Linked DNA regions of Mus musculus: all the other regions are linked to region 5. The links are chromatin loops, found by intact Hi-C in ENCODE. Cell type or tissue: left cerebral cortex. All regions are shown on one strand. Region 1 holds the start of Whamm (WAS protein homolog associated with actin, golgi membranes and microtubules). Region 2 holds the start of 2900076A07Rik (RIKEN cDNA 2900076A07 gene). Region 3 holds the start of Cpeb1 (cytoplasmic polyadenylation element binding protein 1). Region 4 holds the start of Zscan2 (zinc finger and SCAN domain containing 2). Region 5 holds the start of Rps17 (ribosomal protein S17). Region 6 holds the start of Pde8a (phosphodiesterase 8A). Region 7 has its middle 7.1 kb from the start of Gm32112.

The links. Peaks named below come from ENCODE experiments on the same cell type or tissue, not always from the same donor. Only the 100,000 strongest peaks of a DNase experiment are listed, where the experiment ranks them.
Region 1: a loop joins it to region 5, with 5 times the contacts of the local background. A loop is called at or near these places in 8 of 42 quality-filtered maps.
Region 2: it touches region 5 in a loop (2.4-fold over the local background); 6 of 42 quality-filtered maps call a loop at or near these places.
Region 3: it touches region 5 in a loop (4-fold over the local background); 4 of 42 quality-filtered maps call a loop at or near these places.
Region 4: it touches region 5 in a loop (2.2-fold over the local background); 7 of 42 quality-filtered maps call a loop at or near these places.
Region 6: a loop joins it to region 5, with 5 times the contacts of the local background. A loop is called at or near these places in 15 of 42 quality-filtered maps.
Region 7: a loop joins it to region 5, with 2.3 times the contacts of the local background. A loop is called at or near these places in 4 of 42 quality-filtered maps.

The regions. Positions count from the first base shown.
Region 1 is chr7:81,569,379-81,573,378 of GRCm38, forward strand. Whamm (WAS protein homolog associated with actin, golgi membranes and microtubules) reads left to right here and starts at 1,914. Exons shown (of 10, transcript NM_001004185.3): 1 at 1,914-2,531. The coding sequence starts at 1,944. In left cerebral cortex, CTCF peaks have their summits at 1,600 (motif pointing left) and 2,352; DNase peaks (open chromatin) are centred at 1,859 and 2,397; H3K4me3 peaks cover 2,246 bases; H3K27ac peaks cover 1,114 bases.
Region 2 is chr7:81,521,086-81,525,085 of GRCm38, forward strand. 2900076A07Rik (RIKEN cDNA 2900076A07 gene) reads left to right here and starts at 2,465. Exons shown (of 4, transcript NR_160675.1): 1 at 2,465-2,591. In left cerebral cortex, CTCF peaks have their summits at 898 (motif pointing left), 2,102 and 2,301; a DNase peak (open chromatin) is centred at 2,373; H3K4me3 peaks cover 1,580 bases; H3K27ac peaks cover 942 bases.
Region 3 is chr7:81,453,893-81,457,892 of GRCm38, forward strand. Cpeb1 (cytoplasmic polyadenylation element binding protein 1) reads right to left here and starts at 866. Exons shown (of 12, transcript NM_007755.5): 1 at 742-866. The coding sequence starts at 756. In left cerebral cortex, a CTCF peak has its summit at 1,709 (motif pointing right); DNase peaks (open chromatin) are centred at 22, 619, 1,635 and 2,260; H3K4me3 peaks cover 1,992 bases; H3K27ac peaks cover 1,550 bases.
Region 4 is chr7:80,858,535-80,862,534 of GRCm38, forward strand. Zscan2 (zinc finger and SCAN domain containing 2) reads left to right here and starts at 2,397. Exons shown (of 3, transcript NM_001382511.1): 1 at 2,397-2,543. In left cerebral cortex, no CTCF peak of the experiment used is centred here; DNase peaks (open chromatin) are centred at 1,854 and 2,356; H3K4me3 peaks cover 1,579 bases; H3K27ac peaks cover 885 bases.
Region 5 is chr7:81,343,603-81,347,602 of GRCm38, forward strand. Rps17 (ribosomal protein S17) reads right to left here and starts at 1,632. Exons shown (of 5, transcript NM_009092.3): 1 at 1,600-1,632; 2 at 1,255-1,406; 3 at 709-814; 4 at 133-198. The coding sequence starts at 1,602. Cpeb1 (cytoplasmic polyadenylation element binding protein 1) reads right to left here. Exons shown (of 12, transcript NM_007755.5): 12 at 3,424-4,000. In left cerebral cortex, a CTCF peak has its summit at 1,711; DNase peaks (open chromatin) are centred at 374, 1,056 and 1,715; H3K4me3 peaks cover 2,218 bases; H3K27ac peaks cover 1,439 bases.
Region 6 is chr7:81,211,690-81,215,689 of GRCm38, forward strand. Pde8a (phosphodiesterase 8A) reads left to right here and starts at 1,576. Exons shown (of 22, transcript NM_008803.3): 1 at 1,576-2,399. The coding sequence starts at 2,226. In left cerebral cortex, a CTCF peak has its summit at 1,504; DNase peaks (open chromatin) are centred at 778, 1,496 and 1,842; H3K4me3 peaks cover 2,659 bases; H3K27ac peaks cover 2,394 bases.
Region 7 is chr7:80,884,327-80,888,326 of GRCm38, forward strand. No RefSeq gene overlaps it. Among named protein-coding and RNA genes, the nearest start is that of Gm32112, 7.1 kb to the right of the region's middle. In left cerebral cortex, CTCF peaks have their summits at 1,565 (motif pointing right) and 3,979 (motif pointing right); DNase peaks (open chromatin) are centred at 691 and 1,586.

The sequences.
Region 1 (4,000 bases), 230 kb after region 5:
CCCTGGCTGTCCTGGAACTCACTTTGTAGACCAGGCTAGCCTCGAACTCAGAAATCCACCTGCCTCTGCCTCCCGAGTGCTGGAATTAAAGGCGTGCACCACCATGCCCGGCTCTTTATCATATCTTTATGTAGGCCTCACGACTACTTTTCTTTAATGTGGTCATGCCCATGATATATTTATACATGGAAAAAACATAAAATATCATTTCATCCTACATGTATGTCTTCCTACATGCATGAGCACATACAAGTGTGTACACACACACACACACACAAGCGCACACACACACACACACACACACACACAAGTACACACACAAGCACACACATACACACAAGCACACACACACAAGTACACACACACAAGCACACACACAAAGCACACACACACAAGCACACACACACACAAGCACACACACACACAAGCACACACACACAAGCACACACACAAGCACACACACAAGCACACATACACAAGCACACACACTGTATTAACATCAAGGTTCTTTAGATGGAATAAACTAACAGGATGCTTACACAATGGAGAGATTGATTTTGAAGAATTAGCTCATAAGATTATGGAGGCTTCTGTGGTTAGCAAACTGAAGGCCTAGGATGGTGAAGGCCAACAGATCAAATACAAGGAGGACAAAGATTTCAGTTTTAATCTGAAGGAAGGACAAAGCTTGGCATCTGAGCCGAAAGGCTCCAATGGAGCCAGAATGGACAAAGATCCTCTCCTAGGAATAAAGTGCATTTAAAAAGGAGATATGCATATGCAGGCATTCTTTACCAAGGTGTGGTTTAGCTGCCCCTCATCTCAAGGTCCTTCCCAACAGGTCTTGTCATCTCCAGGAATAGTTACTTGCTCTGGAGGGCACAGCTTTTTAGCATAGATAATCACTTCTTCTGAGGACAGGTGTGACCTCTTCTTCAAGGTTCACCTTGCCTTAGATCATAAAGGTTTTTATGGCTGTCTGTTGTTCTCGGAATCTAAGGTGGCTGCAGGTTTAGAACTGGCATCTTTAGGGCTCATGTGAGGAAATGCAGCAGCACTTTCTATTGGCTTGTTATAATACCCCGGCGGCATGCTTTCAGTAGTGAGGCCATCCTGCTTAGCCTTGGTGCACATATATTGTAGACAAATTCCCTCTCTAGGTCTCAAATCCTTGCTGTCAGGATGATGCTTGGCATAGACTGGCTTGGAAAGCAGAAATATTTAGGCACTCCCCCTCTCCCCCATCTCAATATACCAACAACACAGCAGATACTCAGTAAGTTTACTATATTGACAAAAATAAATGTGTCTGCGATCTAGTTTTTGACACCCCAGAGCCCTCAGTAAGTAAATATTGAGTTCAAATAGAAGTTTGATCTTGCCAGTATGTTTGTTTCAGGAGCCACATACTTAATAGGATCCTGTTGAGGGAAATTCTCATTGTAATGTTGAGAACTAAGATAGGGGCTTGAGAGATGGCTCAGCAGCTAAGAATTACTATTTTTAGAGAGTGCATTAAGCTGTTAACAGCCCCATAGAGTATTCAGTTCTAGGGGACATGACGCCCTCTTCTGGCATCTGTACTAAGGTGTGATGTCGTCCTGCCCATGTATACATGGGCTTAAAAATAAAATCTTTGCCGAACATAGCGGCTGTATGCCTTTAATGTCAGCACTCAGGAGACAGAAGCAGGGTGGTCTCTTACGAGTTCAAGGCTAGCCTGGTTCACTTAGAGAGTTCAAGGTTCGCCGGTGTTGTAAAAGGGAGACTTTGTCCCGCCTCCCCGAAAAGACTTTCCATTGGCTTTCACTTAACCAACTCCAGACAGCCTCCCTCACACAGCCTATCAGAATGAGGGGGCGGGAGCTTCTGCGCCTCTGACTGACAGTAGCGGCTCCCGGAAAATGTCGTGGCCTGTCGCAGTCTAAGGGTGTGCGGCTGCCATGGACAGCGAGCAGCCCGACAGCCTGGATGGCTGGGTTCCGCTGCGTGAGGACCTCTTCCCGGAGCCCGAGCGCCATCAGCTGCGTTTCCTGGTGGCCTGGAACGCCGCGAAGGGCCAGTTCGCCGTCACCTGTCACGACCGCACGGCGCAGCGGCGGCGGCGCGAGCGGCGGGAGGCCGGCGACGGGGGATGTAGCTGGGCCGGGGTGCTGTCGCCCGCCGGGTTCCGCGGCGCGCACCGGCAGCTGGCGGCGCTGTGGCCGGCCCTGGAGCCCTGCTTCCCGCCGCTGCCGCCCGAGCTGGACGCGGCGAGCGGCGCGGGCTGGGGCCTGGGACGCGGGCTGTGGGCCCTCCTGTGGCCGCTCCTGTGGCCGGCGCCTGCGGACCCTGGCGACTCGGCGCTGCAGGAGCTGTGCCGGCAGCTGGAGCACTACCTGGGCCTGGCGGCCGAAGGATGCGGCGGCGCCACCGTGCGCGACGTGCTCTTCCCGGCCCCGGGTGACTCGGCAGACTGCGAGGGCCTGAGCGAGTTCCGCGAGAGGACGCTGCGCGCTCGCCTGGGCCAAACGGCCACCCGGCTGCACCAGGTATGAGGCCCCGGGCCGAGGGCGGGTCCGCGGGACACTCGTGATGCGCACCGGGCGTCGCTGGTGCACCTGCGCCTCTGTTGAGAGAGAGTGGGGACCTTGAAGTTGAAACACGGTGGTGGTGGTGTTTTGTGTTTTTTTGTTTTTGTTTTCTGCTAGGATTATCAGAGTTCGGCTCCGCGCCGCCTGGCTCTCTTGGTTTGTTGTTGTTGTTGTTGTTTTGGTTGTTTGTTTTTGTTTTTGAAACAGGGTCTCAATCTGTGGTCCAGGCTGGCTTTGAACTCAGGACATTCCTCTGCCTCAGCCTCTCCAGTCCTGGGGTTAGGTAAAAGTTTACTTGCAGTTCTGAGCCAGGCTCTGCGCTTCACCTTTTCCCTGTTCTGGGCAGAGCAGGATGTTGTAATGGGAAAGGCCAGAAATATGAAAGTAAAACTGAAAACAAGGCATGTCCGTCGGAATAAAAACATAAGCTAAGTGGAAGCAATTTGGGGTTCTCCGGAGAAGATGAGGGATGGCTAAAACTGTCTGAGGATGAATGACATTTAAAAGATAGTTTTATTATTTTTTCTTCAAGCAATAAGGATTTTTATTATTATCTTCAAGCAGATGGAAAGCCCTCGGGGAGTGAGGCTTTACTCATCTGCCTTTAATGGCAACAACAAGAAGGCTCTTTTGGACCAGATAATTTGAGACACACACATTCATTATTTGTGTGGTAAACTTAACAGACCCTAAAGAGTGGGGACTTTTCACTTCACTGGAAGATTTAGGGAGAATGTATAAGTTTTACCCAGCAACAATTTCACGAAGAGAGCCAAGTTTCAGAGCTTCATTCCACATTCTGGACACTCCTCGGACATTTCCTGTTTTTCCTTATTGAGCCACGGTTCCAGTGTGTTTTCTGTTGCTCTGCTAAACACTCTGACCAGAAGCGACTCTGGGCAGAAAGGGCCTATTTGGCTTACAGGTTACATTCCATCATCAAGGGAAGCCAGGATAGGTTCTGGAGCACAGATATGGACGAAGGCTGGTTACTGGCTGTATGGCTACCTTTCTTAGCCCGGGACCACCTGCCCCCAGGTACCCACATTTGCTAGCAAGCAAGAAAAGGCTAATCTGATGGAGGCAGGCTAATCTGATGGAGGCAGTTGCTCTTGTGCTTCCCCTTCCCAGGTGTCAAGTACACAACTGAAGCTAACCATGAGTCATCATTAATTAAGCAGTGGTTTTGCTGTGTTTCTTTTGAGGAAGGGGAGGTGTATTCAACCATATAGCAAAATCTTGATTGTTGTATATTATCTTAAGCTAAATCTAGAATGAGTCTTTTAAAACTAAAATGGCTTTTAGAAGGATTCTGTTTGTGGGATCTTTGTTTTGAGACAGGGTCTCATATAGCCCAGGCTGTCCTGGAACTCACCATGTAGCTCAGGATGCCCCCATACTCTGATGACTCTCCTGCTTCCACCTCT
Region 2 (4,000 bases), 180 kb after region 5:
AATTTGATTTCATTTCATCAGTGGAGAATAATGTCACAAATGATAGCAGAAAATATTAACTCCCCAGCCACTTCTTTTGAGGCATCAACAGCATAAATGTCACCTGGGGTCAGAGAGATGGTTTAATAAGTTAAGACACTTGCCACCTGCCATCTCACCGACCTGAGGGGCTCTACTTTCTCACACTTTGTTACTGGTAGATCACAAGCTTTAACAATTAACCTTTGAGCCCATGAACCTACAAACAATTAACCTTTGCTAAACCTTTTAATAGTTTAACACTATAATCTTTTTAGAAAGAGAATCAAATGAAAATTATATTTTTATTTCTTTCCTAATGATTCTGCCCTTTTTGTATCGCTCTGGGTAGAAAACCTACCATCCTGTTGAATATTAGAAGTGAAAATGGATTTTCACATGTTACTGTTCCCTGTGACAATAGCTATTAAGTTTCATGTTTACAGTAGGCTTCTGCTAAAAGCTTTTCATTAAATTACTATCTATTCTCATTTCGCTAAATAGAAACTGGATTTTTAAATGTTAACCTTTCAGATAATTGTGTAGTATTAAACTCCTAAATTATTAACACAATGAATTGCAGTGATAGGTTTTTAAACGTTAAACACTTCTGGGGAAACCTTTCTTTTTTTTAAGTCTATCTGGATAGACTACTCGGTAGGCTTAGTGATCTGTCAAGAGCTTTGTCTTTTGGTGAGTTTAACTCCGAGTTTTCTCTTGAGCTATCTTTGCTGGGTTTAGCTATTAAGACACTGGTGCTGGTAAATGATCTGAGCGCTTTCTTATGTTAAAATACAGTGTTCGTTGGGGTGGAGAGATGGCTCAGTGGTTAAGAGCACTGACTGCTCTGTAATGGGCTCTGATGCCCTCTTCTGGTGTGTCTGAAGACAGCTACCATGTACTCATACTCATATACAATAAATAAATAAATAAATAAATAAATAAATAAATAAATAAAATACAGCATCCATGACAGCAAATCAGGCAAGTAAAGTATGTGCAACTTGATGCCCTGTACCAGGCAAAGGAGCCAGTGTGTGCCTGTGCCCAGTGTGTGCCTATGCCCAGTGTGTGCCTATGCCCGTGTGTACCTATGCCAGGGTGAGAAAAGCACAGGCCAAGCCTAGAAAGTGAGTGTAATGGTCTCACTCTGTAGCCCTGGCTCTCTGTCCGTCCTTCCTTCCTTCCTCCTCCTTCTCCTTTCTGCTTCTCACTGTATAGCTCTGGCTGGCTTGGAACTCTCCACGTAGACCAGTCTGGTGTTGAACCCTGAAGGCTGGTATTAAAGTAGTGTGCTACCATGCCCAGAAAAGTTACATCTTAAATGAGTAAGAGAAATGAAGTAGATTTGGCTCAAGCTGATAAACAAGGTAACATTTTTGCTCCTGATTTTGTATATTAAATCCAAAAGCCTTGTATGTTTGGACTGCATGTAAGGTCCTTTCATTACACCTATGTTTCTTATTTTGTTCTTTTTGCTTCAAATTCTGACCTCAAACTCGCAGCATCCAAATGAACTCTGAACTCATTGTTCTAAACCTGCTTACTTTTAGTTTACTTTAGCATTTGGTTTGCACATTCCTGGAGAACTCTGGCAGCTTACTAGGGTGCTCAGTAATTGCCGCCCCTGAAATCTTAAGTCTTTTCTGCAGCCTCACAATGTGAACTGGAATAAGCTGGGCTTTTTAATCCAACAGGATGGATGTCCTTGTAAAACACAGCAATAAGCAGAAATAAGGAGAACAAAGTTTGACAACAGAGTAGGGCCATGCTGCCTCAAGTCAAAGCACACACAGGATTTTTAGCGATCACCAGAAACTAAGTAAGGCAAAGATATCATATTCAAAATGACAGAGGAAGCCTACCTCTACCAAGGCGCAAATGTCAAATGTCTTTTGTTTTAGTCTCTCAACATTTGAGGTCTATCCTCAGGAAATTTATCCAAAAGTGATTTTACTTATCTTCCTAGACCCATGATCAAGGCTAGGAAGCTCTTGGTCCTTTCCTGGATGAATATGCATGGGCTTGCAACCAGGGGGAGTCAAGAGAGCGACTGAGTAAAGGTTACTGAGGTGCAGTGCACGCTTTGCTCTCTATAAGCAGGGTGGCAAGAATGAAGAACACTGAGAAGCTTAACAGCCAGGGCTGGGTAGCACAAGAACGCAGAGGAGTGTCGCAGGGGCGGGACGGCGTACTTCAGTCCCCAGGATGCCGCCTGCCAGGGGAGCAGAGAATAGCATACTCAAAACAATGCGGCAGCTCTCCACACCCACCCAGGAGCTACAAGCCGGCCCCCGAGTCTCCCACGATCCAGACGCCACGCAGCTAGACGCTAAGCAGCAGAGGACTCGCTCTGAGCATGCGCACTGGGAAGAGCCAAGCCCAGCCGCGCCGCGCGGTGCCTGACGTGGAACTTCCTCCCTACGGCTAAGAAGCCGGAAGTGGACTCATTTTCCACCGGAAGGAGGGAGAAATTATGACCGAGAGCCTGACACCTGATGCTAGCGGCTTTTGTCTCGCCAAGTTGACCCAGTATTTGGCCACCTTGTGCGGCGGGTGACTATGGTGTCCAGGTAAGTGGCTGACGTGGCAGGCGTCCCAGGAATGGGAGAAGAGATGGGTAAGCTGCCCGGCTATCGATCTTCCTTCTCTGTGTTTGTTTTTTCTCCATCTTTTTCAAAGAGGGTTGCTAGCCCACGGAATGGTGGGTAGATATGGAAGGAGAAATACGCGGTCACACAGACTGAAGTTAAATTAAGCACACACACATACGTACGTACATACATGCACACATACAAACACATATTCACATGCACAGAGCTGTTGAATATTGGCTCTGTAAATCCAGGCATTCCGAATCGATGACTCTTGCCTGAGGGAGGAATCACCTGTTGCAGTAATTTTAGCGCCCGTGAGCACATGCACACGCAGTGGGTGATTTTTAAGTTTCTTGAATGTGTCAGCAAAGGCATTTAATGTTAGAAAAGGGCAGCAAGGAGGCGGTGGAAAGTTGCATGGTTTGTTGAGGACAGATTCTAAAATCCCATAGAATTCTTGTACAAAGGAGTTTTTATATTGCTTTCTGATGGTGTGCGTGGATGGGTAGGAGGTTGGAAAATTGAAGGAGTGAAGACAGTAGTGAGGTGCACTTAGATACTAGCCTGATGGCTTAGTAGTTAAGAGCATTTGTGGCACTTCCAGAGGCTCTGAGTTTGGTTCCCAGCACCTATATCAAATCACTTGTACCTCAGGACCCAAGGAGTCCAACACACTATTCTGGCCTCCTTGAGCACCACACACATATGTCATTCACTCACAAAGACACGAACATACATATATATAAAGCTTAGATAAGGTGTGAGTCCACCAAAGGAAAGTCATTCGTCAGCCATCAACATGTTTGACCCTGTAGATCAGTGGGTCACAACCGTGGGTCACAACCCCTTTGGGATCAAATGACCCTTTCACCTAAGGGGTCACCTAAGACCACTGGAAATACAGACATTACATTACAATTCAAAACAGTAGCAAAATTACAGTTATGAAGTAGCAACAAAAATAATTGTATGTTGGGGTCACCACAACATGAGGGTATTAAAGTCACAGCATTGGGAAGGTTGAGAAGTGCTGCTCTCGATGGAGATGAGTTTGCCGTGTCTGCCGTTCCCGGTGTACTGTGTAGCAACAGAAGGCAAACATGGGAATCTTCCTTACCTATTGCCTGTTATTGCATAGAAAACCCTGGGGGTCTTAAGCAAGATCTGAGCTCCCCCTAGAAAGCTTGTAGCGGAATACTTATTTGTGCGCTCACTATGGCTTTGTGCTGGCAACCTGTAGAACTTTACCCTAGCCTCTTTATGGGAAATTCACTATAAAGAATTTGTAAGTTGCCTACAAGTCGAGGAGAGATGCTGTAAAGTTCACTGTAATCAGTCTCTCTCTGTCTGTCTGTCTGTCTGTCTGTCTGTTTGTAGGTAATATG
Region 3 (4,000 bases), 110 kb after region 5:
CACGCACGTGCGACCTCACCTGGCCCGGTCCACCCTCGGGGCTAGGGCTCCGGGAGCAATCGAACGTGTGAAGCCACGTGACTTCCCCGGGCTTGGAAAGAGCGCGGCCCGCACGAGGGGCCCGAGACCTCGGCTTTAAAGGAGCCATGTCAGCGCCGTCGTGGCGCGTCTCCCCCTGCGCCGCCCCAGCCTGAGGGGGTCTCCGCGGCTCGCTGCTGCGCCGCCCGCAGCGAGCCGCCAGCCCCTGCCTCCTGCGGGACGCCAAGGCGACTCTCGGGGAGAGAGAGAGAAGGAAAGAGAGAGACGGGAGCCGCGGGCACCGCCGGCCAGCCGGCCGGCCGCTCGAGCTCTCCCGTGCGACGGCTGCGGAAAAAGGAAGTGTTGGCGTCCGGGCGCCCGTCCGCGCGGCCGGCTCCTGTCTGGACGTATGTTCGAGGCCACCGAGAGTTGTGCAAGTGCAGCTCCGAGGCCCCGGCGGTCGCCCCCGAAGGGCCGCGGCGCCTTTAAGCCCAAAGGCCTGAGTCACGAGGAAGCTCCCTGCCCCTCCCCGCGCGCCCCACACCGCTCCACGAGGCCCACGACCGCGGGCATGTGACCGGCGCCCCGCCCGGGACGCTAACCCGGGCGGCGGTGAGGGGGCCCTGTGAAGTGGCGAGACTGCGCGCGGACCGTTAGCCGAGGCGGCCGGCGGGGACAGCAGCCCCGCCCGGCCCGGCCCCGCCCCGCCCCGGCGGCTCTTACCAGAGAGAAAGCCATGGGGTCCGGCGTGGCCCTAAGGGACTGGCGGGCGGGCGGGCGCGCGGGCCGGCGGGTCTGTGCGGCGCGGGACGCGCACACACGTGGGCACTATTTTTGCAGCGAGCAGCGCACGACTCCGCACCCCGGCGGCTTATAAAGCTCCGCGGCGCTGGCCTGACGAGGAGCACCTGTGTCGGCCCCGCCCGGCCTCGTCCCCGCCCCCGCCCCCTGCGCTCCTTCCTGCCGTCCAGACCCGCGCTCCGCCGCCCACCCTGGGCCTGGGGGTCCGAACGGGGGGTGGGGGTTAGTTCTGAGGCTCGAGCCAAGACAGACCACCACTGCCTCCCCGGAGCCCGAGGGGGCTCAGGCCTGAGCAAGTCCCTCGCCCGGTGACCCTGACCATTTCACTCTCCCGCGGGCCTCAGTTTCCCTACAGATTTACAAGACCCTGGGATGCCCCGCTGCGCCGGTGACGTGCGCCCCCCCCCCAAAAAAACGTATAACCACGCCTCTCCTTTGCTAGTGACCTCTCGGGTGGAAGCCCCGGTGGCACCGAACCCAGCCCCTCCACCCATCCCCACCTGCAGCAGACACGCCCTCACTTCAGACCGACTGCCACTGCATCTGGAGCGAGCTGGAACCCGGAGCGCAGGCGTCAGGGGATTCGGGAAAGTTCCGAAAACAGCAGTGATCCTCTTCGGATTGCAGTTCCCCAGGGAAACCGCTCCCGACGCTCCCTCCAGAATGACAGGACGCTTTACTGACAAAATTCGGGGCAAGAGATCAGGGTGAGCGAAGCTGTTGTTCCGAGAGGCGTCATGGGCCAGCTAGGGCTGGACCAGACCGGAAGCCCAAGCGAGCGCAGAGGCGGAGATGGCATTCCGGGCTGCAGACCAGGGAAGGCGGAGAGGGAGGAATGCACTGAGAGGCTCAATCTGACTAAGACCAGCTAATGCGTGTTGGTGCCACAGGAGGGAAGCCCGAGCCCAGTTTCTGAAGGGCTTTTATTCTGCAGCTAGCTGGAAACTAGAGGAAAGGTGAACAAGCTTGGAAGTTGCCAGGTCTCTTTTAAGGTGTTGCTGGAGAGTTGGAGGTGGGAAATAAGCCACTAGGTTGGTTAAGAAAGAGAACAGAGCTTATTGAACATTTCTAAGTGTTTTATATGTTATACTTTTTATTCAGCGCGTATTATACTCAAGGTTCCTCCTGACAGGTGAAGAAGCTGTTACCAACTTGCTGGCAGGTTTGTGAGGCAGGAACGTATAAGCTTCTGCCCAGGGTATTAAGAAAGGAAGCCTACGGTCCTAGCCTAGTGTGTTTGGAGAAGGTGGGGAAGAGGACAGATGCTGGAGTTAAAGTGCAGAGGGAGCTGAATGACAGCTGGCTAGTCTCCATTCTGTGGTCGTTCCCAAGGGTTACTGAAGTCCTAAGCAGAAAGGGTGGTTACAGTATGGAGAACCCATCCCCTTAGGAGCAGCCCAACCCCCATCTTGGCAGCATAGGCCTGATAAATCAAACCTAGTATTTCTTGCTTCTCTTCTCTTCCTATTCTGAGAGGTGCCACACTTAGATGCCTACAACATGGGAACTGTAAGTGAGGGTGTATGAGATGCTCTGAAGACCCAAGGCATATCTGGAAAGACCGATGGCATCTATGACTAAGACATCCATGGTGGCTTAGGCCCATAACTGCAATACTATCACAGATGAGGCAGAAGGAGGGGTGCCTTGCATCCGAAGGCAGTTAGGAACTACAGTCTGAAGGAAGTCTACCTCAAGGAAATAAATTAATTAATTAACTAATTAATTAAATGGAAGGAATAGGTTAGCCGATAGGCATCAGAAACCTCTAAAATATCTCATCTTAAGGTCGCCATGTACCTTAGTAGCTGCCAATTTGTGATCCTTCACATCCAGTCCTCCCTGACCCAAAGTTAAACAAGATAAGAATCTAAGACTTGAAATGGCACCTGAGGGCCTATGGGAATGGATACCTGAAAAAATATAAAGTTTCAAGCTCCCAGCCTATAAGAAAGTAACTTTGAACACAGATTTCTGCTGCTAAATCACCGTCCCTAAACCTAGCCAAAGGCAGGAGGAGTGGAGTATTTTCTGGGCATTCAAGCGTGTACTTCTCACACTTCTAAATGCTTTGCTTGTTAACTCATAGGTAAAGAGGCTGCTGTTCAAAGAAGGAACATGCTTGGCTTCAGCTGTTTGGGAGACTGAGGCAGGAGGGAGGATTGCAAATTTAAAGCCAGCCTGTGAGGACAACTTAGTAAGCCTGTGTGCCCCTACCCTACATTCCCTCACCACACCCCCAGACTCAAGAGTAGAGTTGGGAATATAATCAATAGGTGTGCTTGTCTAGTACATACAAGACTCCAGGGTCAACCCCCAGTATACTACAAAAGAAGGCAATTAAGTGACTTCCTCAAGGACCCCTTGCCAACAGGGGCAAATGGAGAACTCAGACCTGTCGTTTTCTGTTTTCATAGTCTGATGAGAGTAAAACCTTTGGCATCTCCAGCTTCCTTTCATATTTTACATCTATTATTTATTTGTGTGATATGGATACAAGTGGAGGTCAGAAGACACTCGCAGCTCTCTCCTTCTACTCTGTGGGTCATGGGGCTTGAGCTCAGGTCATCAAGCTTGGTAGCAAATGTCTTTACCTGGTGAACCATCTTGCCCTGCCTCACCCCACCCATTTTTTGAACTGACTGAGTCCTTGATCCTCCTACCGGGTGTATGTGTGTGGTATACATGTCTATATGTGCAAGTGCATGCACATACACACACAGAGTAATGAATTTTTTAAAGTCCAGAGGATCAGCCTCACTTTTATCATATATAAATGTAAAATTGAAATAGGTTAAATATATAAATGTGAAAAGTTGTTTTTGGAATTTTAAAGAAGAATATAGGAGAACATCTTTTTTAATTTGTTAAAGTCTAGACTCACAACCAAAAATATTTTAATTTGTTGTTTTGGTTTTTTGAGGCAGGGTCTCACCATGTAGCCCAGGATAGTCTTGAACTGAGACTCTCTTGCATTTACCTCCTAAGGTAAAACTCATAGGGTTATAAGTCTATGCTATGTGGCCTAGAAGGAGACATTTTTATTGCCTCAGCCCATAGACAAATTCTTCAAATTATAAACAATAATAAAAAATGAAAATGATAAATTTGATCACACTATAGTTTAAAGCTTTATGAAAAATATTTAAAGCTGGAAATAATATCAAGGTCTTCAAAGATC
Region 4 (4,000 bases), 490 kb before region 5:
CCAGTTCCAGAGGATCCAATACCTCTGGCCTCTGTGGGCATCCAAATTCAAATGCAAATACCCACACAGAAACACATAATTAAAAATAAAATAAACCGTGATGGAGAGAGAGCTCAGCAGTTAAGAGCACTGACTGCTCTTCCAGAGGTCCTGAGTTCAAGTCCCAGCAACCACATGGTGGCTTACAACCATCTTTAATGGGATCTGATGCCCTCTTCTGGTGTGTCTGAAGACAGCTATAATGTACTTATAAATAAAATATATAAGTCTTTTCTTAAAAAATTAAAAAATAAAATGAACCTTAAAAAAAAAACCAAAACCCAGATGTGGGGCTGAAGAGATGGCTTGGTGGTTAAGAGCATTGGCTGCTCTTTCAGAGGACCCTGGTACAACCTCCCGCACCCACATGGTAGTTCACAACTTTTATAACTCCAGTCAGGAGATCCTACACCCTCAAACCAGTGCACATAAAATAAAATAAAATAAAATAAAATAAAATAAAATAAAAAATTTAAAGCCAAATATCATTTTAAGTCAGAAGAAATGAATTTATTTTGCTGTGTGTATGTTTGTGTGTGTGTGTGCGCGCGTGCGCGCGCGTGCGAGCCAGAGTTACAGGGAGTTGTAAGGCACCCATACGGGTGCTGGGATCTGAACTCGGATCCTTTGAATGAGCAGGAAGTGCTATTTACCAGTAAACTATCTCTCCAACATTCAAATTCTTTCATTTGATAGACTACGAGAAAGCAAACGACAAAATGAGAAAACAACAGTTCCTGGGTCAGCGAGATGGCTCAGTGGGTAAAGGTGCATTTTATCGTAGACCACGGAGGATATTGTTTATCACTTCTCCCTTAGATTTCCTACCTGAGTGTCCAGGTAGTTACTCTCTTGTTTTTATTTAGTATGGATCCCATGGAACCAGGCCCACAAACTGTTGTGAGCTGTAATGTAGGTGTTGGGGTCTTCTGCAAGAGCAGCAAGTGCTCTTAACTCTTACGCGCGCTCAACTGGCCAGGAAGAACGACGCTGCAACAGGATCCTTCTGCACACGTTTATTGGGAGAGCTTGATTGTAGAGGCGAAAAGACCCTGAGCCCAGAACTGGTGCTGCTTACATAGGCCTAGGAGAGGTGTGTCTCACATCTGATTGGTTAACTTGTCTTGGCAAAAGAACCTTCACTGCCTATGTATGTGTAGTGGCCAGCAGTAGCCAACTGCCACTCTGCAACTGCCACTCTGCAACTGCCACTCTGCAACGGCTTCCCACACTTAACCACTGAACCATCTCTCCAGCCCCCAAGTCAAGGGTTTTAACTAGAGCGAGTAAGGGAGTAAAAGTTTGTATGCTCTTTGGGAAGAGAGCAATCCGTACAGAGTAGGAATGGCTGTGTCGGGGACAGAAGTGGGTTTAGATTTATCCTTTATCTGTTATCCTCTCCCTGTCCCTCCATTAAGGCGGGCACTAAAACAAAGTGGCACACTTTTCTTGGAAGCTCATTTCACCCAGTCTTGGGGCTTAAGTGCCCTCAAAGCTGAAAAGTTCACTTGGTGAAGGGGTAGCAGGCACTCCATGCATACTCTTATCTAGAGATACCCTGAAGCCAGTTGAAGCTGAGCCAACTAGTAGACCACTACCATCTATTGCTGTTCTTTACATCCTGTTTTGGGGACCTTGAGATGACCCATCTGGAAGGACCACTATTGTCCTTTGTGTCCTGTTTTAGGGTGCCTGGGTGGTCATTCCCTCCCAGAGCTAACCTCTTGCCTAACTGTAGGGCAGGTTCCAAGGAGCCGACTATAGACTAGGACTTACAAAGCAGAAAGAGCGGGGCGGGGCTTTCGTGAAGACGCAAGAATACCACGTGTGAAAACAAAGGGGAGTGCAACCCCGGAGTGCAAATGCCTGTGCGTAGCTGCAAATTTCCAGGAGAGGTGCGAACTTGGGCCAAGAGGAACTTTGATTGCGCAGATTTCTTCTCTGCTTAGAGTCAGCTTTTGGCTCTCGAGGGCTCATTTGCCACTCAATTCTCAGCTGAAAAAGACTGATACATTCACCCAGCTTTCATTTTTTATAGATAAATACACGCGAGCTTTAGAGAATTGGCACTATCTGTCTCAGGTGAAAGCTTTGGGCAGTACTAGAAGACAGACAGCTAGTCCTGGGTCGTCCTCTGCCTCTGATCCGGAGGCATTACTTACGGCTATCAAACCCTCTGTTCGCTCAGGTACAAACCACCCCCCCCCCCGTCTCTGGGTAAACTACATTTCCCGCAATGCATCGGGTGGAACTTCCCTCCCAACGCCCATCTGGACGCAGTTTTCACCAATAGTGGAGCAGAATTTCAGGAACTGTTGTGGACAGCCAATGAGAGTGGCCATGGGCGGGCCTCTCCCGTCCATTGTTCTCTGTGCCCCTTGGGCTTGAGCTGAGGTGAATCCAGAGGGGCCGGGCCGGGCCGGGCCAGACCGTGGGGTGCTTTTGCGCTCAGAGAGATAGCGGGAACAGGACCTGGTCCCTGGAGAGGCGAGCGGGAGAGGCAGGTCAGGAGCCGCGCGCCCCGCGGGGAACAGCCAGAGAGACAGCGAGTAACGGGCCTGGAGCCAGCTCAGGGCAGTTTGGGGGAGGGGCGTCGGTGTCCGCGCCCGACGGGCTGGACGCGCAGCTCTGCGTCCTGGTTCTTCGGAGCCCTCGAGGCTCCGCTCACACCAGAGCGCTGGGTACGCGCAGCCTAGGAACGCAGGCTTTACACTGGGAAGGGATGCTCGACGACATCCCACCGAGCCGCCTCCTTGACCAGGTGGGGAAACTGAGGTTCTGAGGGGGCGTGTCGGAGCCAGGCTTAGCTAATAAGCTGTCTAGGTTCAGTGTTCCCGGGATGTCCAGGAAGAATTACGATGTATTTGTGTTTCACGTAGTCATTTTGGACAAATTGACATTGGGAGCTTCAGTTTTCTTTCTGTTGTTGCTGTTCTGTTTTAACTTTTGCTATTTTCATGGGGGAGGGCATGTTATCTGATTCTATGGTGTAATGATTTTTTAAAAATAAATATTCATTGCTTTCATAATACTTAAATAGTTTTTAATTCCACTGCTTTGAATATTTTGTAGAGCTACTACTCAGATCTAGGTGTGTGTCCCCCACACCCCCACCCCCCGCAATGATCCCCATGTGTGTTCATTTAAAAAGGAATTGGGCAGGCAGTAATCTCAGCACTCAGGAAGCAGGACAGGCAGGTCAGGAGTTCGAGGCCAGCGTGGGCTACATAATGAGATCTTGCTTCAGAAGCAAAAAAATAAACAGAAATGTCTGTACTGAACATGTAGGAGCGTTCTCGTTATTATTCCCAAACAGTACAGCATACCAACTGTTTACATATTATTTACACTTAAGTATATGTTGTCTAGAGATGATTGAAGGTATTTGGTACACCATTTTATATAGGGGCCTTGAGGAGTCCTGGATTCTGGGATCTGGGAGATTATCTGAGGGCAACCTCCTTTGAAATATAGCACTAATGACTTGTAGTGAAGCTGGGGGCACCTTGACATGCGATCCATTAGTAATCACTATGATGTTCCATATGATAAGGATGAGTGTTATCTATTCATTAAGTGGTCACTGAGGTTGAATGACTAACCTCTTTGTTAGGTCACAGTCTCTGAAGGGAGTCTGAACTGACTTAGGGTAGGATATGTCAGTTCTGTTTCTCTCAGCCCAGATCACTGCATCCCACTACTCTTCCTTTGGTCTTCTGAAAAGAGCAATGCTGTGTATGTGTGTGGTAGTTATTATTATTATTATTATTATTATTATTATTATTATTATTATTGGGTTGCTATATCCCCTTGTTGTCTTTAAATATCTACTAGGTGTTTCTACCCCACTTCAGACCATATTGTTCCCAGATAAAAGACACAGAAACCTGTAGATTCATAATAAGCTTAAAAGCATTAAAGTTGGGCTATTTTGTCTACCTCCCAAGGTATCACTTGCCAT
Region 5 (4,000 bases):
TGAAGGGGGCGGGGCAGGCCACAATTTAGGAGCCAGCCCCAAACAAGGAAAACACACCCCCGAATCATCACAGAACAAGCAGCTCCAGCCATTTAGAAACCAGATGTATTCAAGGATTCAGGCAACACTCACCAGGAGCTTCAGCATCTCCTTGGTGTCGGGATCCACCTCAATGATCTCCTGATCTAGGGCTGAGACCTGAGAGGGAAAGAATCAAGTTCAAATTATGAATGCGTGGGTTATCTTTCACCTCCTCTGCTCCCAACGCAACACATAACCTTAGCTGTCCTGGAAAGCACCATGTGGACCAGGCTGGCTTCGAGCTCAGACATCTGCCTCCCAAATGCTGAAACTAAAGCTGTGCACCACCACAGCCCACTTTATTCTTGTGTCAGAACCATCTAGTGTGCATTCAGAAAGCAGGGTTCACACTTGGATGTCAAGCTAACCACGTCGGGAGGCACTCTCACTGGGCTCCCATGTGAAAATGAATTTAGACCTCGCAGAGAAGCTCAAGGTCGGCTGATTACAGGCACCCTCGGCTGGGTGTGTTGGCCCACGCCTTTAATCCCAGCACTCAGAAGGCCGAGGTGGGTGGATCTCTCATCATTTTGAGGAAATAGATTAAGACTTCACTGACATCCAGCTGCGTTCCCACCTCAGGTGAGCCCCCAGGAAGAGGTGCAGAGGAAGACCCACAAATCTTACCTCAGGAACGTAGTTATCTCTCCTCTCTCTCTCTTCTTCCTGCAACTTGATAGAGATGCCTCTCACAGGCCCTCTCTGAATCCGCTTCATCAGATGCGTGACATAGCTACAAGCAATGCGAAACAGTGACCACCTCCCACCAGAACCGACTTTGTCTCTACATCAAGGTCGGTCTCACCATCGGAAAGACACACAGACACACACACAGCACTGTTCAGATGTCCACTCCTTACATCCTCACTCGCCGTCACCAGCCCTCCTCCGAATGTCATGTACCCCGACTGGTCTTATCCGTCGTACGGACACAACACTGCTATTTTTTTGCACAACACGGCCATAGTGGTAAAATGCGGGAAGCAGAGACCACAGCAGTAAGGTTTTGAGGCCGGAGCTCTGCCTTCAGCTACCGTAAGGAGCCCGAACTAAGACCACGTCGGCAAAACCCCACTGTGGCCAAGGCACACCTCCAGCCCTTCGGCGGGCCGTCTGGGGGGAGCGGAGGCACCGGCCCGGGCAGGCTCTCCGGCGGCCGCGGCCCCCACTCACCCGGCTATCTTGTTCCGAAGCTTCTTGCTGGGGATAATGGCGATCTCCTCGCACACGCGCTTGTTGGTGTGGAAGTCATTACCCAGACGCGTGTAGTACTTCTCGATGATGACCCGGGCAGCCTTCTTCACGGTCTTGGTGCGAACGCGGCCCTGAGGGTGGAGAGGGCAAAGTCACCGGGGAGCCCGCGCCTCCCGCGGAGGGGCCGCGGCGCGCACGACTTCATGCGGAAGCGCGCCAGGCCGCCGGTGACGGCGCCGGCCCCTCGCTGCGGACTTGAGGCCGCGACGAGCGGAGGATGGGCGAGGATTGAAAAGGACAGAGCCCTGGGAGCCAAACACCTACCATGTTGGCGGGTCTCGGTAAAAGAGGAAACAGGAAACACAAGAGAGGCCTATAAAGCGCGGCCAGAAAGCCGCTTCCGCCTGGCTCGCGAGAGTCCCACAGCGGCCCCTAGCGGAGTGGAGTGAGGCTGCCTGGCTGTGGGCGGGGCGAAAGTCTGCGCGTGCGCACGCCGGCAGCTCGGCCGTCTTGGTTTCCACTCCAAATAGTTCCGTGCTTCTCTTGGGCGTCCGGTGTGTTTTAATCTAGGAGTTACTTTGAGGTCCTGAGATGGAGCCTAAAGGAGGCCCGAGCTATGAAAGGCATAGTAGTAAACAGGGTCATCCCCGATTTCCACCCTACCCGCGCCTCTAGTCAGAGATTAGTAGGGTCTAGCCTAATTGGTGAGGTTCCTCTCATTTCCTGGTGTCACAGCAAACATCACCTAGAGTGGCTTTTCTTCTCATCCCAGCACAGTATTCCATTCGAGCTGCTCTTAAATGTCTGAGCACAATTACTTTTCTCAGCTAGGTTTGAGCTAAACAGGAAGGGCTAACCTCGAGTGCTTAAATCAGTGGCTGGCTCACAGAGAGGTCTCAAACACTTTTACCAACAAATTAGGATCTCAGTTAACTAGACTGTTCCCGATTAGTAGGGACACTATCTCCAACCTTCAGCTTCTTCCGGTTGTTCTGCCATAACCAAGCCCAAAGCAGGCTCTTACGCTACGACCCAGTGGCTTCATCTGTCCAGAGAGGGCCTTTCCTCCAGCTCTTTCCTGGGACAGGGTCCTGCGCTCAAACCTAAGGAGACCGTGCTGGCCACAGGGCATGTATCAAGGGGCCAAGGCTGTGCTTCATCCTTCAACTCATCTACGTCACTCTGGTTAGGTGAAGAGCTGAAAGTCCTTACTCTAAAAGTAGCTCATGGCGGGAGGAAAAAAGATGTCCTTGACCATGGACCCGGAAGAATACTGAAGAGACCAAAGGGTCTGTAATCCCTGGGGGTTGCATCGTACATTACCAGTGAATTCCCAATGAAGTGGAGGCCAGGCTCCAGATGCAAGACTAGACCTTACAGTCTTGCAGGAAGAGAACTCTTGGATTCTGAGGAGTAGTGAGTTTTTGCACCTTACAAGGATTTAAGTACCTAGGAGTCCCTCTCCCTCAGACTAGAGTTTCCCAAAGGACCAGTTCAGCATGCTGCCGTCTCCACTTGAAAAATCATCAGACCTGTCATGAAGCCATGGAGCCTGTTAGAAAAGCTAGTGTAAGGGCTGTGAAGAAACAAAGCACTGCAGCGTGTCCTGGTGCATACCTTAATCCCAGCACGTGGGATGAATGGTAGGCAGAATTCCTGAGCTTGAGGCCAGGCTGGCTTACATAAGGAGTTCCAGGACAAGGCCACAAAGAAAGACCCTGAATCAAAAAAGCAAAATAGTAACCACTCAGAAAGGAATTACATCAGCACAAGTGTGTCCAAGAGGAAGGAGGAACACGTCAGGGCTCACAGGAAAGCAGCCAGCAAATGGCTCCTGACATCTTGGGAGTTGTGCCTCTAGCATTCCTAGGGCTCCATGTGGAGGAGGCCTTGAGGGGCCAAGAAGTAAAATGTACAGGCAGGCCTCCTATTCTGATTGTAATCACCCAGGTACTAGACACTCCAGAGTGGCTGACCAGGATGTAACAAGTCCCATATAGGAGCAGGTCTCCGCATGTACCTCCCATCCCTCTGGGCTGGTATCCCATTAGTGAAAATCCATGAAAAGAGGACTGGTCTCTGGAATCTTCCCTGCTTGCTACCACACCCCACCACACACACACCCAGATACAGAGACAAAACTACAACTCTGCTGCAACGTGTTTATTATGTGCCAAAAAAATTACACCACAGCTTACTCCACACATCTGTAGGAGAGTGCAGTCTTGCCTGCATATACAACAATGAGGTAGAGACTTCACACACAGCTTCACAAAACCCACAGAGTAGCTGGGATATGCAACAATGCAACATCAGCTCAGCAGGAGGGAGGGGTTATGACACTGGCTCTTTGGCACACAGCTTCCCTAAGAGAGGCAAGTAATCGTTAAATTAAAAAGAAAAGTCAAGTTTTCAATTCCAGTAGCGTCTTTGTCAACTGTAACTGTTGATTCATACATTCGTCAAATAAAAGTTGTAAGGAAGGGTATTTGCCCCTCTAAGAGAAAGGGCTCCTGTGAGCCTTCACCTGCCCCCACCAAAAAGCAGCCCTTTTTTTTTTTTTTTTAATTTTTAAGCTCAGTTACAAAAGAAAAAGTCCTGTGACTGTGATTAAAAACTTCTATCAACCCTCCCCCAACATAAGTGCAACATAAGGTGCCACAAACCATTTAAAACTATATACAGCAGCTGCTCAGACTTTTCCTCCGGTCCAGTTTTAAATAAA
Region 6 (4,000 bases), 130 kb before region 5:
GTGAGAAATCAGTTTCAAAATGAGAGAGAAAGGAGTTGGGGGGGGGGGGGGGACGACGACGACAGAATCCAACTCAGGATCAGAGAGAGATTGGGGAAGGTACGGATCTGTCTTTGGTCTCTAGCTAGCCTCCTTTCCTCAGCCCCACCCTGCTATTGACATCAAGCTCAAGGATCCCTAAGACAAAGCAGGGCCGCTGTGAGCCAGTCCGCGAGGGGAGGGCCGGGGCTTCCTGGAGCTTCACTAGCAAGGTCACTGTGGAGTTGTCAAGGCCAGACTTTTGGTGGGCGGAGAGAAGAGCCTTAGACTTGTACGTGCATCTTGGCTAAAGGCAATTTCTCTAGGGATCCAGCTACCAGCTGAAAAAAAACAAAACAAAACAAAAAAAAACAAAACAAAAAATCTACCCTCTAAGACTGCTAGTTGAAAACACCACAGACTGGGTGGAATAACGGGTGTCAGTACAAAAACTTTTCCTGTTTTTCAAGACACCTTGGAGGAGCCAGTCATATTTTTATAGGACAGCGTGCTTTAACTTGACAAAGGAGCCGCGTGCCAAAGGCCAGAAAAGAGAACCAGTTTCTAAAGCTGCTCCAGCCTTATCCGCTCCGGAAGCCGCCCTGTATCCTCCTTTGGTGGCGAAGATCGATGCTCAAGGACGTTGCAGCTGCCACAGGGACCAAGCACCTGTGTCTGTCACAGCAGGGACTTCAGCCCGGAGCACATCTCCGGGTCTTAACAGTAGCCAGTCCGCGGGCAGGAGTCTCAGCCACTCAGGGTCGCACCCGGGTGCGTGTAGGAAAGGTGTGGACTGAGGAAAGGAAGCTACGTCCCGGTCCCGCCAGGGTCCCGGTGGACCTAGAGAGCAAAGAAGGGCGGGAAGGCCCTCGAAGTGGCTGGCTCTGGGTATCAGATGCACACCCAGGGGCGTCGCCCTCCAGTTTCAGCTACCGAGAGGTTAAGAGACTCATCTGGAGTCACACAGCTAGCTATCTGGTAGCACTTGGGGGGCTGCAGTTCTGATCCCTGCTGGACGGACGCACAACTCTTCATTTGGTTCGGATCCTTGGGACTGTCGAACCTGGAATCGTCCTTTGGTTAAGAGGACCGGCTTTCCCTAACCAACTTCGAAATATTGCAGTCCCACAGGTCTGAGTGCAACCAGAGGCGTGACGTGCCAGGTCTTGGAGCAAGGGCTATCCCTGGTAATAACGCCTGGGACCTGGAGTGTAGTTCCCCATGGACTTCGGAACGCTTCGGACTGAGGTCCTTCCAACTGGTCTCTTAACGGACGATAGCTCCAAATCTCAAACACAGTGACCTGACAGTGAACGAACTCGGTAGCCCCTGAAGCAGAATGGCTCTGTATCCTTCAGCAAGTCCTTTCCTTTCTCCGGACGGGCTGGCTAGGTGCCCCTGCGGTCGCGGCCGCGCATGCTCTTGGACGGGCGGTACAGGGAGCGGGCGGCGGGCGCCCCAGCTGCTTTGCATTGACGCCAGCAGCCGCTGGAGGTCACCGCTGGGGGCTGGGCGCGGCGAGTTGCCCGCAAGACGCGGTCCGGAGCACGGAGCGGGAGTCTCGGATGCTCAACTCCTGGCTCGCGCAGCCGCCTCGGCGCTTCTCGACGGCGCGGCCCGACCGGAGTCGAGGCGCTCGCTCCGTCAGCGAGCGGGTCCCCAGCTCGGAGTGCGGGCGCCGAGGGCTGGGCTCCCCTACGGTAGCCCGACTAGGGGCGCTCACCCAGCCGTCCGCCGGGCCGAGGAGAGGCACCGCCAGGCGAGCGAGCGCCCGTTTCCTCGAGAGTCAGACGAGGCGAGGGCGGCGGTGCAAACGCGGCGCGGGCTCGCGGCTCCCGGTGGCGAGAGCGCAAATCTCCACCCCCGACATTTCCCCGGAAGCGCGGCGGCTGCGGCGCGCGCGGCGATGTGAGGGAGACAGCGGCGGCTCCCGCCTCAGGAAGGGCATGTTCGGAGGGGCGTCCGCGGCGCGCCTCTCGCCCCAGCGCCCCCTCCCCACGGCCGCCGCGCCCGCAGCGCAATAAAAGGGGCGGCCGCGCTTCCTGACGCGAGACCCGCGCTTGCCGCCGCCGCCCACCCGCCTGCCCGCCCGCCCGCTCAGGCCGCGATGACACGGCGCCCGCGGCGGCCCCGAGGCGCCGGGCGGGCCGTTTGCTGACCGGATCGCGGCTGCCCGCCAGCGAGTCCGCGGTGCCGCCGCCGCCAGTATGGGCTGCGCCCCGAGCATCCACACTTCCGAAAACCGAACGTTTAGCCACAGCGACGGCGAGGACGAGGACGTGGACGTGGACGTCCCGGGCCCCGCGCCGAGATCTATTCAGCGATGGTCGACCGCGCCCGGGCTCGTGGAGCCTCAGCCTCGGGATAACGGCGCCTCGAAGGTGAGCCGCACTGGGAGGGCGGGGAAACAAACGCGGGGCACTGGGGGCCCTCTAGGCAGCCGCCCTGGCGTTGACCGACGCCAGCCGCCCGCGTTTGCGGGCTGTCGCGGACCGAGGCTTAACAGGGCTATGACGCGGCGCCGCGGGATCCGCCGTGTCCGTTCCTTCCCGGCCGGGGTCGGACGCGGCGAGTCAGTTTTCTCCCAGCGGGGTGGGTGGGGGACCCGGGATATCCCCGGCACGTTCCTGACATGGTAAACCAGAGTGCACTTTGCTCTGGCATTCCCAGAGTAGAAAGGCAAGGGTTGTCCGCACTGGGAAGGGTCTTAGATGCCACCAGTTCCCCCCCCCCCTCACCCCCTGCCTAGCTTATCCCAACCTCTGTCCTCTCATTGCACAAGCAGTTTCACTTTTCCACTTTTTTGGGGGCCATTGAAATGTAACCTGGAACATAGGTTTGGCTTCACTGCACGCTTTATCTGAAGTTCAGGTTTGTTAGCATACGTGTGGTATTTAAAGCCTGTGTAATTAGAAAATACTACTGGAGACGTGACCGTGACCCTCGAAGGATTCAGCAGGGCGAAGTTAATTTTGTATGGAGGCAGTCTGCCTGGGACTTGCAGGGTTTTCTGTTTTGTTGTTTGTTGCGTGGCTTCTCCAGCGCCTTTTGCCTCAGCTTTTATCAAAAGTTTCCAGGGCGAAGGTTTTCTGAAGGAAAGATAAAAGTTCACAGAGGCACCCGCAGCAGCTTCCCACTTACATTTGGGATTTTGGAGTGACATCTCAGGCGTTGTAAAACAAACTGGTATGCTGGGCTGCAGTGTTTGAACATAGACTCCTCTTTACTAGGAAGTTTTAAGTATTTTGCAATTTTTAAAAATTGCTTACTGGGTACTGCACACCCTCCCAGATTTGAACGATGTAGTTGACTTACTTAACTGTCTTAACTTTCTAGCAGTCATAGAAATAATCCTTTTTTGTTGGAAAGAGACGATGTTGTTCAGCTTTGCACACTGGAGTGCTTACCCTGCCCTACCAATTGCTCTAAGTGAAAATTCAACTGTGTTCTGATTATTCTCAGTTGAATTCTTTCTCCTGGGGTTTCTTTAAAGAAACCTGTGATGGCTAGAGTTTAGAAGGCTAGGCCAAACTGCTTTTAATGGCTTATATAACTAAGTCTTAACAGGCTTACAAACAAGCAAGACACTATAGATAAAGTTGAATGTGGGAACCTTAACAACTGTCACATTTCTTACCCAAATCTAACATTGTTTTCTTTTTCATTAGCCAATATTAAATTCCAAAGCCATCTTTCTTCAGTGAGACACCTTTCTTCTTACAGGCCTTTTTGTGGTGGCTTAGACTTCCTATTAGGCGTCCTGTAAACCTCTCCTGTGCAGCAGTCCACCTCTGCCATCCACAGGTCCTATCCCCGAGTACTGCTGTGCCCACAGATCTTTTCTTGTCAGGACGTAGACAGTGCGTCCAACCTCACAGTGTCCAACCTCATGGCAGGCACAGACTAGGTGCTAAAGATCTGTTGGCTTTATTTTATTTTATTTTATTTTATTTATTTATTTATTTATTTTTACTGTTTACTC
Region 7 (4,000 bases), 460 kb before region 5:
GACCAGTTTGAAGTCGTCTCTTGGGGGAGCTTAAGAACAGTGACCTGCTGTGGTGGGGACTGGAGGAACCTCAAACCCCTCCAAATACTGCTGCCCTGTAAGAGCTCAGACTCAGACCAGACTTTATTTTAAGACCCCATAGTTATTTGAACAGTGAGGGAGGATTGGCTGGTTATTGGCTCACATGTATGAGCTGCGTGAACCTACCCTCTGCCGCATTGTGCCACATGGGTAACTTGGGTTTTCTCAACCCTGAGTGAATAGTGAATTGCAAGGCAAACACAGCTTCAAGCTCCTTTTAGCAGCCTTCTGGAGCCGTTTCTCCAGAGATTGCCACACTGCATGGGCACCAGGCAGTTAGCAGGGCAGACAGCAGGGCCCTTGCCTCTGACCCTGTGATCTAATGGAATTCACAGGGTTGCAGTAGCAAGAGGCATCAGGATCCTTCCAGGCCCACACACTCCAGCAGATGCTGTGCTAAACCAATGATGCTAGTGGCTAAAACCAAAGAATTCTAAAGAGACGATACTACAGTTGCTTCCTTCAGAACAGTTCCAAATGGTCCTTCCCCAGGAGGTCCAGATCTGGCAGATAGCAGCATCAAGACAGGATCCAGACAGGAGGCTGTGGCTCTGGCATGAGACTTGCCAAAGCTTGAAGGGCAGAGCCTGCCTCTGAACTCACTCATCTTTCTGGCTTCTTGATGTGGAGGAGTGAAACACGCCCTGGGCCACCCGAGCTGTGCTGCACTTTGCTGCTCCTTTCAAATGAATTTGCTTATCCTACAGTCTGGATAGCGGAAGCTTGGTGTCCTCAAGCAGACTGACTGGAGAGTGTACAGCTTTAGATGTTCTGAGGGCTGGTCTCTGCAGGGAGCCAAGACTAGACTAGCCGGGCAGTGGTGGTGCACGCCTTTAATCCCAGCACTTGGGAGGCAGAGGCTGGCGGATTTCTGAGTTCGAGGCCAGCCTGGTCTACAGAGTGAGTTCCAGGACAGCACACAGTGTTCACTGCTGATCTATCTCTCCAATCCTTAAACATTTCTATGTTAAGATTTAAAAATTCATTCCTTTCCTCAGTCCTACTTCAAAAGAAACAGAAAGTCAAATACCATTCAGCAGTGAAGAGGATCTTTCCCTTCCCTTCCTACCCACGCTACTTTCTTTAAAAAATATTTTAAAAATATTTTTTAAAAAAGTGCACATGTGTTTTGCTTACAGGCTGTGCATGCCTTAGTGGACAAAGATGCCTGAAGAGAGTGTCAGGATCTTTGGAACTGGAGGTATTAAGCATGGTTGTGAACCACCATGTGGGTGCTGGCAATCGACCCCTCGTGCTCCTTAAGAGCAACAGTGCTGAACTATCTCTCCAGCCCCTGTTTCTTGAGCAGAGGTCCTGATTTATGCTAATCACAGGTCTACCACTCTCTCCTCTGCAGCAGGGAAGACCTGAGCACTGTGGCCCCTGAGTCCCACTGGATGAATTACCTTTTTTTTTTTTTTTCTTTTTAAAGATTTATTTACTATGTATAGAGCATTCTGCCTGCATGTATGTCTGCAGGCCAGAAGAGGGCACCAGATCTCATTATACGGAGCCACCATGTGGTTGCTGGGAATTGAACTCAGGACCTCTGGAAGAGCAGCCAGTGCTCTTAACCTCTGAGACATCTCTCCAGACCATAATTTATTATTATTATTATTATTATTTTCTGTGTGTAGCTCTGGCTGTCCTGAAACTCTCTCTATACTTGGCTGGCCTCTGCCTCCCAAGTACTGGAATTAAAGGTAAGGGCTACATCACATCTGTCAGGGAGAGTTACCAGCAGCTGGTTAAGGGCAGAGCCTGGTCTGGTATCAGTTGAGAACAGCCAAGGCCTTTTTTGCCTTATGGTTTCTATCATCAACTAAAAAATGCCTACAGGCTTGCCCACAGGCCAGTCTGGTGGGGGCATTTTCCTCAGTTGAAGTTCTCTCTTTCTAAACGACTGGCTTGTGTGTAACACTGGCATAGAAAAAGCCGCACAGCCTTGAATCGGGAGGAGTGCCAGGGCTGGGAGAATCAGAAGGGAGAAGGAACACACAAGGGCTGCAGAAACCAAGGGGTTCTGGGACATTTCAGTGAGCCTTATATCCAAGAAAAGCCCCACCTGCCATCAGAACTGCAGAGGGAACTGGGCTAGAGCGGGCTTGCTACAAGTTTTAGCACCATGGACCCGGGAACAGCATCACTACTGATTCAAAAGCCTGCAGCCCAACTGCTGCGAAGCCAGAAGCAAGCACCTTTGAGGCTAAGACCCTCCCGATGAGTCTTCCTGGGTGCTTGCTGACATCTTTGATGCTTTAGAGGTGCTAGGAAGCCTTCTCTGCCACAGGGGACTCCTAGGGAGCAGCACCAAAGGGTGAATGGTATGGAAACAAAGGGTCAGAGGAGACTTCAGGGACCCAGAGGCTGGGTCCCAACCTTTGGGTAGCGGAGAAGATCGGGGTAAGCTCTCCTCTCCAGAGTGCTTGGAACAGTAAGAGACACAGCCCCAAGGGCAGAATTAGGGACCCTGAGTTGCTAGTCAGGGGGATAGGTTCTGGGGAAATATTTACCTCCTATCCTGAAATACAGCGCAACCAAGCTCTCCACCAACTACAAGAGCAGGGTGGCTCACAAAGACTATTTATTCGAAGGGGTTTTCTTTACTCCATAGCAAAGGTGTCTTCTTGTCTGTTTCTGTTTGTTTGTTTGTTTGTTTGAGACAGGGTTTCTCTGTGTAACTCTGGCTGTCCTGGAATTCATTCTGTAGACCAGGCTGGCCTCAAACTCAGAAATCTGCCTGCCTCTGCCTCCCAAGTGTTGGGATTAAAGGCGTGCACCATCATGCCTTCTTGTCTCTTTCTAATAACAGCACGGACACAGAGCAGGAAGAGCCCTCGCAGATGAAACTTGTCTGTTGAAAACACCATTTTGTTGGGCTTTGTTGCTTGAGTATTCCAGAAGTTCTTTGAGTTTAAGAATTTAGGGCTGGGGAGATGGCTCAGTGGGTAAAACACTGGGCCACGGAGCCAGGTGTACACAGTGAGAAAAGAACAGAGAACGCCTGTCTCAGGTAAGGCAGAAGGTGAGGACTGCTACCTCGGTGCCCTCTGACCTCCTTATGTGCCCTATGACAAGGCAATTCACATGTGACTGCACGTGCGCGCGCGCACACACACACACACACACACACACACACACACACACACACACTTTCTAAAGAGCTGGGGAGATGGCTCAGAGGGAGGAGAGCTTCTGGCAAACATGTGGCCCTGAGTTTGCCCCCCAGGCACAGTGTGTGCATCTGTAATCCTTGCACCTTTGGCTTGGTGGGAGCAGATGGGAGAATCCCAGAAGCTCAAGGGCCAGGCGGCCTGAGTATACAGCAGTGAACCAGAAGAGAGCCTGCCTCAAACACAGTGGAAGACGGGGACCAGTACCCAAGGTGCCCTGTGCCCTCTGATCTCCACAGGCATGCTTCAGCCTGTGCACATATAAAACACACACACACATCATATAAATAAATGATAAATAATTGGGTTACAAAATGTCTTCATGCTACTTTGTATTTTGAGACAGGAACTTTACTCTGTAGCCCTGACTGGCCCAGCACTCAGTGTGTAGACCACACAGAGGTGTCCACCTGCTGGGATGGAGGGCTAGGCCACCAGGCCTGGCCTCTGAGAGCACTTTAGAAAGCTTCACACCTAACCTGCACACTCCTGGGACATGGTGCTCTACACATTGCTTAGCAGGGGCCGACAGCAGCACTGTCTATAGAGCATCTGGCTTCCTCGGAGACCTGGCTCTATTCAGTTTTCTCTTTCCAGTCCAGTACTTTCAATGGATGGCTATTTGCAGCCTTCGAGACTTCAGAACACCTGTCATTGGAGATCATTTTTTAAAAAAGATTTATTTATTTATTGTATGTATATAAGTACACTGTAGCTGTCTTCAGACACTCCAGAAGAGGGCGCCA